Regions from separate parts of the Homo sapiens genome. Here regions 2 and 3 are each linked to region 1. The links are chromatin contacts, found by Hi-C in ENCODE. All regions are on one chromosome and are shown on one strand. Each heading gives the region's core, a stretch centred on a gene start or an enhancer-like site at or near the end of the contact. The rest is flanking DNA. Distances are from core to core; before and after follow the strand shown.

Evidence for each region. A loop is a pair of places that touch in the nucleus more often than their neighbours do. Pooled maps may share reads with other maps.
Region 2: a map of CD4-positive, alpha-beta T cell shows a loop between it and region 1 (20-fold over the local background). The contact joins the promoter of FBXO36 here to the promoter of MRPL44 in region 1. A Hi-C loop is called at or near these places in 1 of 168 maps with a recorded cell type or tissue (CD4-positive, alpha-beta T cell), 1 of 37 single-sample maps with no recorded cell type and 10 of 50 pooled maps.
Region 3: a loop to region 1 is called in a pooled map, with 4 times the contacts of the local background. The contact joins the enhancer-like site here to the promoter of MRPL44 in region 1. A Hi-C loop is called at or near these places in 2 of 37 single-sample maps with no recorded cell type and 5 of 50 pooled maps.

The regions. Positions count from the first base shown.
Region 1 is chr2:223,954,751-223,959,749 of GRCh38, forward strand. MRPL44 (mitochondrial ribosomal protein L44) reads left to right here and starts at 2,713. Exons shown (of 4, transcript NM_022915.5): 1 at 2,713-2,901; 2 at 4,784-4,999. The coding sequence starts at 2,723. RefSeq lists a silencer at 2,488-2,557 and an enhancer at 2,628-2,797.
Region 2 is chr2:229,920,126-229,925,124 of GRCh38, forward strand. It overlaps FBXO36 (F-box protein 36), which reads left to right and starts at 2,378. Exons shown (of 4, transcript NM_174899.5): 1 at 2,378-2,484. The coding sequence starts at 2,389. It overlaps TRIP12 (thyroid hormone receptor interactor 12), which reads right to left and starts at 1,884. Exons shown (of 42, transcript NM_001348323.3): 1 at 1,755-1,884. RefSeq lists enhancers at 202-301, 939-1,439, 1,440-1,940, 2,597-2,656 and a silencer at 1,377-1,766.
Region 3 is chr2:218,890,015-218,895,013 of GRCh38, forward strand. It overlaps WNT10A (Wnt family member 10A), which reads left to right. Exons shown (of 4, transcript NM_025216.3): 3 at 1-349; 4 at 2,760-3,914. The coding sequence ends at 3,257. It overlaps LOC105373882 (a long non-coding RNA gene), which reads right to left. Exons shown (of 3, transcript XR_923916.3): 2 at 4,691-4,904; 3 at 4,463-4,555. Among named protein-coding and RNA genes, the nearest start is that of WNT10A, 12 kb to the left of the region's middle. RefSeq lists enhancers at 1,900-2,029, 2,546-3,128, 2,630-2,709, 2,740-2,809, 3,240-3,319 and a silencer at 2,890-3,099. Within about 2 kb of position 2,462, at least 12 of the 41 ENCODE cell types and tissues checked have a DNase peak (open chromatin) inside an H3K27ac peak, as active enhancers do.

The sequences.
Region 1 (4,999 bases), core at 1,463-3,962:
GATAAAAACATCCATGGTCTATTGGTTACACAGACTAATCCCAGCACAATGTGAGAGGGGAATGTACAAGGGTGTAAGTACCAGGAGGTGGGGCTTGTTGAGAGCCATCTTGCTGGCCGCTAACACACCAAAAAAGTTTTGCTTCCATAATTATGAATTAAAGTGTTTATAACAGAATTATACTAACATTGATGCATTTTTTTTGAGAAAATGTTTTCTGGAATAAGCTCCATGAAACCAATTAAATTTCTTGATCAATTTTCTATACAGCACAAGTATCCTATTTCTAATTGTATTTTCATGTTTCTATTGCTTAATGTATTTTCATGAATTTTTTTCCACATTTATTTCCTAAGATGTTATTTGTTGCTCAGGTTTACTAAGGCTTTTTGCTAATCAGTTTTACTATCATGAGTTTTCTGTTGCAGCTTTTAGATCTATCAAGTCAAATTTTCCATCAAGTCAAATTTTCCAAAGCTAGGTTGAACAGATGTAACTTTGGTGAAGACTGATTCTATATCGATATTTATCAGTAACTCCAATTTTGTATTTTGAACAGTTTTAACTATAGTAATTTTCATTCTATGGTAATTATTTCTGTCTGTAATTTTCCTTGTGAGTTGGATTAAAGGCCACTATTTGGTAGTTATTCCTTAGCTAATCTATGAAGTAGTGGTGAGTAATCCCAGGTGGTTCAGAATTGCTTGATTGTTCAGGAAGGTCCTATAGCAGAGCTTACTAACTTTGTTATCCATCTTTCTGTGCCCCGTATTCCAGCTGCCTTCACCATCATTGAAGGAATATATAAGCAATATCCCTGGCATCAAAACACAAAAGGTTGTGTTCCCCAAGGGTTAAAGTGAACCCTCAATCGCCTCACCTCCTCTTCCTAAGTGTGACTTTTCCCCACCCTTCCACCTGACCTTAACCCAATGAAAACTCGAAAGTTGTTGACATCTGTGAGCTTTGATCAAATTAGGGCTAACAGCAGGTTAAAGGAAAAATCAGGTTTTTGAGGGCTGAAAAACACATTGGCCTTTTTCTTCCTTAAAGTTTTCTGAGCCTGGATCCTGGAACCAAGTCCTCCTCCTATTATGTGTTTATTGAATAAATAGACAAATGTATGAGCAGATTTTAAAAAACTGGTTAATTCCTAAGTTCCATGAAGGGCATTAGTAGAAGAAATCTTTTGAGGACCTACATTTTTTTAATCTGCAAATGATGCTCTCGTTGTTGTATGACTGAGAAACTCTCAACACAGAGACACCTCATTTTAACTTAACATGATTGTGCTACAACTGGCTTAGATTATTTTTCCTAATAAATGAAATTCTACAGAAATGACAGTTCCCTGCATTTTCTCCTAATCCATTTATTGGATTGATGTTCCATGAATTTTCAATACTTTACATACATTGAAACAAGAAGGTCAATCGTAACCTCCTTTCACCCCTTCTTGGAGAATTTCCTTCAACCAGAAATCCATCAGTTTGTTTTTTGGTGTGTGCTCAGCCCCTCTTTTGCTCTCTCCCTCCCCAAAGGGAACCCTTTTATAAGCTGAGATGAACCATTTAGATTCTCCCTTTTGAAATGGTCAAGCTGAGAAACCCAAATTGAGTTCTATGATCCTGGCACTGAAGATTCTCGGGCTAAGTCATAACATGCTTTGTGGTCTGTGTTTCAGAGAGATGAATGTAGGTGAGCTGTGTCTGGGGAAGGGAGGAAGGTACCAGGCCAATTACACTAACCACGGAAAGAGGTGAGGAGAGCCACCAGGTACCTGCAGTGGAAATAAATGGAAAAAGCACTTGGTGGAAACTGCACCGAAGAGGGGGTTTGTCGAAACAAAAACAATCAAAGACATAGGAGTTCAATCTGGGTGACTGCTGGGGACACAGATGCCTTTAACAAAGAGATCACAGAAAGCATTGCCCCTTTGAGGGTCTAGATGTTCAGCAGGCAACTCAAAACTGGGAATTCAAACAAGCCTCCCTTTGTGACTTAATATGTTCTTTTAAAAATTGTACTGTATTAACAGTTTGGTAGGAAAGCAATAGAATTACATTGTTAAAGAGTGTTAACATAAAGAAGGAAGAAACTGTAATTCCCCTATTACCGTTTTATGTTTTTTTCCAGTCATTTTCCGGATGTTTAAAAATATGTACTATTAGATTGCTTTTAAAGAAAAATTTTAATTTTGGATAAGCCAACATTTCTGAGTCTAGGGTTTCCAAAACTAAGGCTTTTGGAGGCGTGCTGGGTCAAAAATAGAAGCTCGGTAAATACTTGCTCAGTAGTGGCCTAGAACACTAAATATAAATTAAAAATGTTTTCTTTTTTTGAGGATTTAAATGTTTCCTTAACCTGAAAGCGAAACAGATTTTTGTTTGTTTTGCTGTAACGAGAGAGGAAGGAACAAGAGAGTGACAGGGTGAAGCAACTTCTCCCAGAAACTTTTGGGCGCAAACGCCCTCAAGTCCGGATCATTGGAAAGTAACTCGAAGAGAGGAGAGAACTAGCGCAAGCGTAGCCTCAAGGCGGCCGCAATCACCCCGCCCCGGGGCTGTCTCCGCCCCTGCCCTCTCTCAGTCGCCCCGCCCCGGGGGCTGTCTCCGCCCCAGCCTTCTCTTCGCGTTCCGCGTTCCGGGTTCCGGGGGAAGTGTGTTACGGGGACACTGGCCCGACTACTTTCGTTCCGTCTTCCATCGTTTTCTCTCGTGCAATGGCGTCCGGGCTGGTAAGATTGCTGCAGCAGGGACATCGCTGCCTCCTGGCTCCAGTCGCCCCCAAGCTGGTCCCTCCGGTTCGGGGAGTGAAGAAGGGATTCCGCGCCGCCTTCCGCTTCCAGAAGGAGTTAGAGCGGCAGCGCCTTCTGCGGTGCCCGCCGCCGCCCGTGCGCCGGTAGGAGCCACCTCGGGAAGAGGTCTCAGGGTGGCGGTCGCAGACACTGGGTCTTCTTCCCGCGGCGTCGTGTCTGCGGCTGATGCGCCCCTGGGTTAAGCCTTAGGAAGTTTGCGATGGAGACACCCGTGAGCTGTGGGCGCGGGGCCTGAGGCAAAAAAAATGGATTTGTGCCGCGGGCGGTAGAGCTTCGGGCTGTTCCCGACGTTTTGAAACTACCATTTAGGATTTTGGCTACTGAAAATTGGGAGAAATGGGGCTAACTGGAGGGTCTTCCTTATGTGGACTTGGATGTTGTAGTCCCCGTTTGTAATGCCTGAGAATTCCGATAAGCGGGAAGAAAGCAGCCCACAGCATCGTAAATTAAGGAGAAAAAAAATTAATCTACAACCTGAATTCTGCTGTCTAGAGTAAAAGGAAAAAAAGTTAGCTTTAGATTTTTGCCCTAATTAATGCTGTTCTGGTAACAGGTTTGGCAGAGAGAGACACAGGTTTTTATAGCTTCAAACCAGATCATACTTTACATAATTTAAATTCCTTCATCTTGCTTTTTCTCTTTAATAATGTGTGTTTGACATGTTGTCATGGTATTACAAAGATATGTACCTCACTCTTTTTTATGGCTCTGTATATATGGGCCTATGAGCTCCATATTATTGCCATTAAAACCTATGTAACAGCGCGTAAAGGGGACGCATGTGTAGTATGAAATTTTGAAAGCTATTAGTACTTTAACATTGCCCTCCAAAAAATGTTGATCCACTTTGTACTCCTACCAGTAGGAACGGTCTTCTAACAGAGAAGATTATAGCAAAAAATAAAATCTCTTCTTAATTCCCATTCCCTTGTTTATTATAAGATTAAGTATTTTAGGCTCTCAAAGGTGGAAGAAACTTTATGGGTTGGACAGATTATATAGGTGTATATGTTATATGTATATCTTACGACTTTCAACCTAGGTTTTCATACTTTGCTTCCCTTTGTTTCTTAAAGGGGTTTTATATTGTGTTACGTATAAGTAATCCAGAGATGACTTAAAGTATACAGGAGGATGTGCATAGGTTATATGCAGATACAGGTATACCTCATACATATTGTAGGGTTGGTTCTAGACCACGACAATAAAACGAGTCACATGACTTTTTTAGTTTCCCAGTGTATACCTAAGTTATGTTTATACTATTCTGTAGTTTATTAAGTGTACAGTAGTAGTGTCTAAAAAGCAATATATGTACCTTAATTTAAAATACTTTATTGCTAAAAAATGGTAACACAGAGACACAAAGTGAGCACATGCAGAATTGCTACAGACCTTCAGTTTGTAAAAATAAAATGCAATAAATCTGTGAAGCACAATAGACCGAAGTACAGTGAAACGAAGTGTGCCTGTACTACACCATTTATATGAGAGACTTGAGCATCCATGAATTTCAGTATCCAGGAGAGTCCTTGGAACCAATCCCCTACAGATATTGAGGGATGACTGCAAATATAACATACTAGTGTTTATGGCTTGAATCTGTGAAATTAACATTTATGCTTCATACTTAGGTATAAAACATAGTATCATGGTTAGAGCAGAAATAAGGAACCTAAAAGTTAGGCTAATGGCTTGGTCTTTTATATTGAAGAACCAATTTCATGTGACAATTGGATCAAAGGGAAAATTAATCCAGTCATATATGTAGAATATAGCAAAGGACTGCCAGTATTTATCTGACTTTAGTCTTAACATTTAGAATATCAACCTGGCATTAAAAAGAAATATAACCTTCTTTCATTTCCTTTATATAATTAATAACATTACAACACAGTGAACAATTTTTATATCACAGTAACAGGTTGTTCTCTTTACCATCTCTTACTGTCTTTACATTTTCAGTTCAGAGAAGCCGAACTGGGATTACCATGCAGAAATACAAGCTTTTGGACATCGGTTACAGGAAAACTTTTCCTTAGATCTTCTCAAAACTGCATTTGTTAATAGCTGCTATATTAAAAGTGAGGAGGCCAAACGCCAACAACTTGGGATAGAGAAAGAAGCTGTTCTTCTGAATCTTAAAAGTAATCAAGAACTATCCGAACAAGGGACATCTTT
Region 2 (4,999 bases), core at 1,128-3,627, 6.0 Mb after region 1:
TAACACAACTAGGACCTTTGTTCTGAGCGTCGTTTTACCCCACTCAATAGCTCTTTCAACTTTCTACCCCGTATTTTTTGTTTTGTTTTTAAAGAGGAGACTCTGAGACTCAACTTGCTAGGTCTTTAAAAAATGAAATGCCAAAAATACCTAATGAGACTCTCGAGAGGAACATAAAGTTAAACACATCACTAAAGGGCCTACAAAACGGAGTAAAGCCCGGAGATCGGGTGATCTGGCAGCCCAGGCAAGATCGAGGACCGCGACTAGGAAAGGAGACAGCAGGAGAGCAGTTAGACGTCCACTTAGAACGGATTCACTGCGCTATTAACCGTACCCGCCTCCCCCCGCACCGGCCCAACCTTTACACACAAACACATTCCCTCCCCCAATTAACTAAAGAAGCAATTAAACTATGCCCACCACCAGACTCGATGCTTAGGCTAAACCTCCCCCAAAGTAAAACAGCATTATCAAAAAAACACAACATTTGTCTTAAGGGTTTGGAAGCTGCCCCTTCCGTTATCTCCTCACCACGTAAGGTAACCAATTCCCTCCTGTCCCCCACCAGGAGTTCAAAGTGTGATTTCCCCCCGATTTACATGTGTTTTTATGTTTTTCCGCATTTTTCCGTCTAGGAAATGAAGGATTTCTTATTCTGAGGAAGGGAGAGACGCCGAGGAAGACAGGATTTGAGGTTTTACTACCTTCGTTATTCGAACTCCCCTCTAACTTGTTCCTGTACTAGAAACCCACTCACTATGGAGAAGGAAGGAGAGGGGCTGAACTGATGGACAAACGTTGTAAATAATAGGTTTTATGTAATCCACATATAAATAAATTAATCGCCTGACTCGCTCTGAATGCTAATACGATTGGGGTGACAATTGGCCCACCTCCCTCCCCCAAGTCCTAGTTAAACCCACCTACCACCAATTTCCATTCTGATCTATTTAAAAGGATACTCTATTCCTCTCAGTCAAGTTTCTCGGCTTCTTTAGGCCTCCCTGCATGCCCCCCTCGTCATCATCCTCCCTCAGCCTCAACTTCCCACGGCTTAAAAAACTGCCCCGCGCAGACCCCGTCTCCGGGCTCGCCCTCCCTCAACCGTCCCTCGCCGTCCCCCTGGGCAGGAAACCCCTTACTGCGGTCTAAAGTCTCTCTGGCCTCTCCCTTCTCTGACCCTCGCTTCCCACAACTGTTGTCACTGGAGCTGCTTCCTAGTTTCCATTTCCGGGCCGTCCACGGCCCCGGAGCCTCCCCTTTCCCGATTTCCGGGCCCCTCGTCCCATTTCCGGGGAACCCTTGCCGTCTTCACACCCCCCACCTGCACTTCCGGCCCCCCACTTTCTCTCTTCCCAGACACCCTCCAAGCTCCAAAGCCCACTTCCGGCCCCCCTTGGTCCCCGCCGAGCTCCCCAACACCCGCAAGCCTTACCCCGGTTCTGTGAAGGGCCCTCCTCATTGCGGGAAGCCGGAGGAGGGACCCAGCGACCCCTACCTCCCGCCAGGCCCCGGTCCCTCCGGCCGCGGCCGCCCTCGAGCGTCTCTCCCGTCCACCCCCGGCCCGGTCCTTCCGCGGCCCCGCCGCCGCCGGCGCCGGGAGCAGGCCAAGCGGGGGCCGAATCGCGGCGATGACACAACCGGGCTTCCTGGGACTTTCTGTTCCAGCTCCTCCCCCCGCCCCCCCAACCCCTCAGCTGGCCCCCTCCCCCAAGGCTTGCCCCCGCCGCCCAGAGCTGCGCCCCAATTACCTAGTTAGGCCCCAAAGTCTCCGGTCCGGACTCGGTGGCGCGGCAGTAACTTCCACTAGCTCCCCCCACCCCCCCCAGCGGCGCGGCGGCGGCGGCTCCGGGTTCCTTCAATTATCAGCTGAGCCGCAGCACCGCGCCCGGCGTGCGCCTCCGCCCGTGCCGCCTCCCTCCCCGCCTGCTCTGACACCCTCGGGGAACTACTTTGTCCTCGGGCTCCGGTTACGGGCTCGTCCGCGGGACCGGCACCGCTGCCTACTGGCGGCCCATCACATCGCCCCTCCCTCCCACGCCTCCCGGCTCGACTCTCTCAGCAGCCTCCGATCTCCGCCCGATCCCTTCGAGGGACCAGGAAGGGGACTGTGGAGATCTACTTGGTATCCCTCCGCCGGGGTCACCCCCTCCCCTCCGTGGTAGCAGGAACTAATTCCCCCTCGGGTCACCCGGGACCTGGAGCTGGAAATTTCACGGATCAGGGTTCCCTAAGACCCTTGGAAGAGGGGACGATCGCCCCAAGTTAGAAATCCTTCTGCCAGCTCATAAGCGTGGTTCAATTTAAACTAGGGTTTTGGCCCCTTGACCCCAACCAAGCCCCGCCCCTTCCTGGTTGTCTTAGCGACGGCGGTGGCGTCCCAAGATGGCGTCGTGGCTGCCGGAGACTCTCTTTGAAACTGTAGGACAAGGCCCGCCGCCTAGCAAAGACTATTACCAGTTACTGGTCACCCGGTCTCAGGCAAGTGCGAGCCGCGGTTTACCCTCTCTCCTAACTCCCTACCTGGCCCGGTTGGGGCCCGGGACGCAGGCTGTGCTAGGCCAAGAGCAACCGTAGCCCGCCGGAAGCGCCCAGTCCCGGCTCCGCGCCGGGAGATTTTCCTCGTCACCTCGGCCTCCTCGGTCCGACGGCCCGCGTGTCCCTGCTCTCCCCGAGCCCGGCTAGTCCCTGGCAAGCCTTCTCTGCCTCCCCGCGGTGCCGCGTGCTCCTTTCCCGCCACCCCGGCTTCTTACCCGTAGAGTTTCCTCCGCGCGAAGAGGAAAACGGGCGTCTCCGGCTTGCGTGCGGCCTCACCTCAGCGTGAGAAGGAGGGAAAGAACGACTCAGCCAAGTGTCCCAAGGAGGAGCCGGCTAGGGAGGGGAAAAGGAGATTGCCTCTTTTCCAGGATAGGAATTAATCATGGAGAATTTTATAAATCTCTTTGTGGCCTTTACGCGTGCCACGGCCACATCAAAACTTAGTTATTTCTAGTAGCAACTGACGATTGGGAGCTCTTACCTTTTGGAGTCCCTTCTATCCCATTGAAAGTGTGCGGGTGGTGGTATAAAAATGTTTCAGCTGCTCTGCGCTTCAGCCCCACCCATAATGACATCTGCTCCACAACAATAAGACCGAGGATTATATTATCTCCAAAGTAACCATCGGCCTATTTTTATGCCTACTTTGGTTATTGAAGGTGGGCTTTTGGATGATTTACTGTGTCCATGAAATTCTCAACTTGAGCGGGGCCTCCATTGGGAAGACGTTTCTAATCCTGGCTGAGTTTACGCCTGTCACTGAGTTATTCATGCACCCTGCCCTTTCAATAGATACTATTCCTATAAAATGAAATTTAGAAGTTTGTATATATTTGTTTTGGTGTGCATATTGATCATTCCCTCAGTTTTTCCAGGAGCCCTTAAACAAAATAGGTAATGAGTTAATTTTTTTATATTTTTGAAAGCATCTTTTAAAATATAAATGTTAATATATATTTTTTAATTTAAGATTTAGAAATATTACAAATGTAAAATCAGCCTGTCCAAAAAAAATTTTTTTTAAAACAGTACTGCTCCTTGCGGAGCAGGGCTAATTCATAGGCAGTGGGCCCAGGGTCAGACTCAAATTTTTAATTAAACTGTTCTTAGGGGGTTTTGCACATTTAGTGATGTATGAAATACTGAAAGGTATCCTTTTCTGTACTTTTTTTTTGGTGTTGTTTTTTTTTTTTTTTTTTTTTTTTGAGACGGAGTCTCGCTCTGTCGCCAGGCTGGAGTGCAGTGGCGCGATCTCGGCTCACTGCGACCTCGTTTCACCATGTTGGCCAGGATGGTCTCGATCTCTTGATCTCGTGATCCGCCTGCCTCGGCCTCCCAAAGTGCTGGGATTACAGGCGTGAGCCACCGCGCCCGGCCTTGTACATTTTTTAAACGGATTATTGATTTTTCCATTTGTTTTAAGATTTGTTTGTTTATTTATCGAGAGGGAGTCTCCCTCTGTTGCCCAGGCTGGAGTGCAGTGGCGCGATCTCAGCTCACTGCAACCTCCGCATCTCCTGGGTTCAAGCGATTCTCCTGCCTCAGCCCCCCGAGTAACTGGGATTACAGGCGTGCGCCACCACACCCAGCTAATTTTTGTATTTTTAATAGAGACGGGGTTTCGCCATTTTGGCCAGAGTGGTCTCCAACTCCTGACCTCAGGTGATCCAGCTGCCTCGGCCTCCCAAATTGCTAGGATTATAGACTTGAGCCACCGAGCCTGGCTGGCTTTAAGATTTATGATCCTAACATTTCTTCACCTCCTAACATGAGTGGTCAAAAATATAATCTGTTCTAATCTTACATGATTTTCTATTTTTATCTACCTCAAGTAAGTTAGAATGTTTTAATTTTTACAGCCTTTAAAAATTTGTCTTTTTTTGCATTTTCTTTCCCCTGAAGGTCTGGTATTTTACAAGTATGCTTCATTTCTCTCATTTGTAAGCCTCACCAGGCTGAGTATCTTGTTACCTTTTTATTTTAGTAAATTATCCTTAGGAGTGCTCCCTGGCATTCGGCTTCCTAAAGAATAATTCTGTTGTTGGTGTTCTTCAGACTTTGCTCTCAAGTCTAACTTAGGCGCATGCCTTCCTCTAACTACTCTTTTTTTTTTTTTCTTTGAGGCAGCGTCTCGCACTGTCGCCCAGGCTGGAGTGCAGTGGCTCAATCTCAGCTCACTGCAAGCTCCGCCTCCTGGGTTCACACCATTCTCCTACCTCAGCCTCCCCAGTAGCTGGGATTACAGGCGCCCGCCACCACGCCCGGCTAATTTTTTGTATTTTTAGTTGAGATGGGGTTTCACCGTGTTAGCCAGGATGGTCTCTATCTCCTGGCATTACAGGCGTGAGCCACCGCGCCCGGCCCTAACTACTCTTTTTTAAGAAATCTTTCCCACCATCCCTTCAGTGTTCTTAATTTTTCTTTTTCTTTCTTTATTTTTATTATTTATTTATTTATT
Region 3 (4,999 bases), core at 1,212-3,711, 5.1 Mb before region 1:
CGCAGCAGCTGGCGTGGTGCACGCCGTGTCCAATGCGTGTGCCCTGGGCAAACTGAAGGCCTGTGGCTGTGATGCGTCCCGGCGAGGGGACGAGGAGGCCTTCCGTAGGAAGCTGCACCGCTTACAACTGGATGCACTGCAGCGTGGTAAGGGCCTGAGCCATGGGGTCCCGGAACACCCAGCCCTGCCCACAGCCAGCCCAGGCCTGCAGGACTCCTGGGAGTGGGGCGGCTGCAGCCCCGACATGGGCTTCGGGGAGCGCTTTTCTAAGGACTTTCTGGACTCCCGGGAGCCTCACAGAGACATCCACGCGAGAATGAGGCTTCACAACAACCGAGTTGGGAGGCAGGTGAGAGCCCCACCCCTGGGTCTGCTTCAAATCTCTTTGCCTAGGGCCTACCCCTTGCCCTGGCCTACCTCTCTTCTGAGGACCACGTTGCTCCCACATGTCACACCTTGGCAATCTTCTCGTTGACCCTGTCTAATTCAACAAACATGCACTGAGTATGCACTGTGCACCAGGCACTGGACTAGGCCTGGGGATACAGGGCAGAAACAAGCCCTGTTGCCCTGGATCAGCATACCACCTGCTGAGCAACCTGCTTCTCCTACTTCCTCGGGTGATCACCCAGGAGAAAGGACAGGGGTGCAGTCAGGACTTCAGGAGTCTAGGCCTGGAGCTCCCATCTGACTCCTCCCCTATAGAGTGACAAGGTTGAACTAGATCATCCCTAAGGTTCCCCCCAATGCTAATGTTCCATGATCCAGTGATCTCTCCCAGCCTTTCTGTGCAGTCTAGAATGAGGGATTCCTGCAAAGTAAGGGGTGTAAGTGAAGTTCCTAGGGGCCACTGGGGAACTGTGTTATGGTGCCTTTCTCCTTTATCCTCTGTCCTCAAATGCTCCTACTACCTCAAGGGTCATTCATTAAAAATAAATTAAATACATACACACATACATAAAAAAGCAGCAGAAGAAAGGATAGTGGTAATAGCCTGCATTTATTGAGTGCTTACTATGTGTTAGGCACTGTCTTGAGCACTTTCCTACATATTAACCTATTTAATCCTTACAACTACCTATGAAGTGGGCACTGTTATTAACCTTATGTTGAGATATGGAAACTGAGGCATGGATTGACCAAGAAGCTTGCCCAAAATGATGCAACTAGTGAGAAGGTGGTCCAGGCAGGGTTCATCCCCAGGCAGTTGACCTTTGAGCCTGTTCTCTTTTGTTCTACAGCGTTGAGTCCACATTCTGATGCCCTGTTGGCTCTCATGGTAGCTCAGCACTGTCCTTTCCTGAGCATTCCATCTCCATCATCCCTTCTTTTGACTCTGCTCAGCCTGTTGAGGCCTTTTACCTGGCTTCCTCTCACTCTGGCTGGCACCTTCTCCATCTCACTCTTCTTTCTCTTGGCCTCTTAGCCCACGATGGGTCATCTTCCTGCACAAAGCTGATTCAGCAATTCCCATCTTGACTTAGAGGCGGGGTAAACTGAGGCACACTTACCCTTGGGTCATGTCCAGCTCCCACCCAGCCTGCCCTGTACAGCTCTTTTCCCAAGCCTCACCGCCATCCCAGCCCATACCAACGGTGCCTCCTCCTCCTCCTCCTCGTTAAACTGGTTAATTAATGGCTGCTGCCCGTGGGAAGCAGATGTTCTGGAGCTGTTGGCCTGGGGAGGCATTGGTCTGGTTCCCACGTGGTGCTGACAGCACAGGCTGCGCATGCACGCTGTGGAGCCCTTTCAGACCTCGAGGGGAAGGCGCCCTCTCTTATGGCCCTACTGCCCAAGTTTAAGGGCCCTGGATCATTGCCGTCCCTGTCTCAGGGTGTGTTTTCGGAGTGGACTGAGGGAAAGGAGGGGATGTGGCCAACTTCTTACGGGGTTTCTGGTGAAAATGTCAAAGGGTTCTTAGTAAGGAGACTCTAGAGCAGGTTGTGAGCTGGGTTGGGGGCGGCTGGGTTGCGTTCCCATAACCACCTCCCTTGGAGGCCTGAGACCTTCTCCACTTTCACTGAGCTGGAGAGCCTGGCTCTCTCCGGTTCCATTCTGTATTAGGTAGAGCTTTGGCCCCTGGTGGCGCTGACTTTTCCTAGGACGAACCATGGGTCTCAGCATAGTGCAGAATGAGCCCCAGGCAGCATAATCGGGGACAGTTTCCCCAGCACTTGTCCCCCTCCTTTGGCTCTCTACAAAGAGATGTAGGGGGAGCTGGAGAGGGAAGGACTGAGAGGGGGACCAAGGCTTTCTGAAACTCACCGAACACCCCTCCACCCACCCCACCACACACACACACACACACACACACACACACACACACACACACACACACACACACACGGCCTGGAGCGAGATACAGCGGGGCCAGCACCCTCCTGCTCCTGGCCCCTACCCCAGGGGTGGCAGGAGAGGGAATTTCCCTGCCTATTTGGGATCCCCCTTCAGGAAGCAAGAGCCTCCAGCCCCAAGGGCCCCCTGCAGCTGCTGGAAAGGCGGGCAGGAGAGGAGGGGAGCCGGCAGGTGGGAATTCCCCCGGGGCCTGGCCTGGTGGGAGGTGGGTGGGAGAGGCAGAGGCAGAGGCAGAAGAGCAGGTACAGAAGTTCTTCTGACTGCCTGGTTGTGGGACCCTCGCTCCCGGCCTCAGCGTTTGCCTCTGTATAATGGGAGTGGGTTTCAGAAGCAGGCCAGGCTAAGCGCTGGGAGGGGAGTGGGGCTGCGCGCCGTGTCACCCCTCACGGTGCCTCCCTCCGCAGGCAGTGATGGAGAACATGCGGCGGAAGTGCAAGTGCCACGGCACGTCAGGCAGCTGCCAGCTCAAGACGTGCTGGCAGGTGACGCCCGAGTTCCGCACCGTGGGGGCGCTGCTGCGCAGCCGCTTCCACCGCGCCACGCTCATCCGGCCGCACAACCGCAACGGCGGCCAGCTGGAGCCGGGCCCAGCGGGGGCACCCTCGCCGGCTCCGGGCGCTCCCGGGCCGCGCCGACGGGCCAGCCCCGCCGACCTGGTCTACTTCGAAAAGTCTCCCGACTTCTGCGAGCGCGAGCCGCGCCTGGACTCGGCGGGCACCGTGGGCCGCCTGTGCAACAAGAGCAGCGCCGGCTCGGATGGCTGCGGCAGCATGTGCTGCGGCCGCGGCCACAACATCCTGCGCCAGACGCGCAGCGAGCGCTGCCACTGCCGCTTCCACTGGTGCTGTTTCGTGGTCTGCGAAGAGTGCCGCATCACCGAGTGGGTCAGCGTCTGCAAGTGAGCGGCCCGGGGTCCCCTGGGCCCTGATCGAGGTCCCCTCCTGGAGCCTGGCCCTCTGAGGCTTACGGTCTTGGCAAGGCAGCATCGCCTTGGCTCTTGGGAAGAGGAGATTGGACCACATGATCTTATAGGAACCCCTCAGCTCTGAGGTCTGTGATCGCCGGACAGTCCAGGCCTGTCTGAACCCCACCACTCACTTCTGTGGGCTCTAGGACTGACTGGGTTCTTCCTCCCTCCCCGAAGCCCAGACAGTTCAGTTGGGCTGGGGGTTGCTCCACACCCTAAAACAAGCCTCAGCCAGGCAACCCGTCAGTCTGTCTCCATCCTTTCACCCCTTCCCTGGAGATGGGAGGTGGGGAATGAATGGAAGCTGACGGGCAGAGAGAGGAGGATTAAAAAAAAGAAATAGACATAACTGAGCTGAAGTAATTCCATAAAGGGCCCAGACAGCCTCCTCCACCATTCCCTTCATCATTCATTTAACAAATATTTATTTTGCACTCTCTTTGCGGCACTCTGGGGGCGGTGGGGTGCGTGGGGGTGGCAATGCAAGGCACTGAGGCCACAGATGTGAGTAAGCGAGACACAACACTTGTCCTCTTGGAGGTTACATTCTTGCTGGGGGGAGGCATGGGCAATAAACAAGTAAATATACAAACAAGGTCATTTCAGACAATGCTGTGTGCAGGCTGCTGGGTGTAGGGGGATTTATGGGGAGTGGGGCTCCTCAGACAAAGCCACTGTTTTTTCAGGGAAGGCCTCTGTGAGTTGTGATACCTATGCTGGGACCTGCATCATAAGCCATGCAAAGAGTATGGGTAAGGGCATTCCAGGCAGAGGCCATGTGAAGGCAGAAAGTGTGAGCTGAGAAAGATCTCTGCCTGCTGGAGAAACAGCAAAGGGGCCATTGTGATTGCAGTGAAGAAATCAAGGGACAGACTAGCAGGAGAGGTGTTCAGAGGGTGGGCAAAGGTCACATCGTGTGTCTCTCTAAGCCAAAGTAAGGAGTTGGGGTTTTATTAAAGAGGAATGGGAACCTTGAGATCCTTAAGCAGGGGAGTGTCCTGGTCCAAGTCTCACATGGATCGCTGATGGGGAACTGGCTGAAGGGGGATGAGGTGACAGCTGGTAAGCCAGTGAGGAATAACAACCATCTTCTAAGTCAGAGATGGGGCTTGGACTGGTTGTAAGCAGTGGGGATGTCGAGAAGGGCTCTGGTGCCAGAGCTCTAACCGCCCACCTTGTGCCTGAGCCCTCTGCCACAAGCCAGGACGAGTGGCCGTGCCCAGCAGCAACTGTCTGCAGAGACAGGAGGCACTCAGAGGAGTAATCCTGGGCAAGACCCAGCTCAGCCCAGCCCAGCGCCCCGGGGAGCAGGTGGGGCCAGGAGGCGCGGCTGGGAAAAGGGTGGCGGAGGAGGGCCCGGAGACTCACTGTCTGGATTCTGGTCTCTCTGAGTCCAGGCAGGGTATGTAAGTAAGGTGCAGGGGGCACATTCTTCCTGGGCCTCTTGTGCTCCCAGATCCCCATATCAGGGTGCTCCTTAGCAGGTCAGCAATCCTTCCCCACCCTCATGTCCCTGTGAGGACACTGTTGAGCAGTTTGGGTCCAGTGTTGCACTCTCCTTCGCTCTCGGATCTGATGTTTTCTGGAACAGACCCTCAAGGAGGAGGGCGGTGGAGAAGGGAGTGAGGTCAGGATCTCAGGGAAAGAACACTTTACCTACTGCATCCAGGCCTCTTG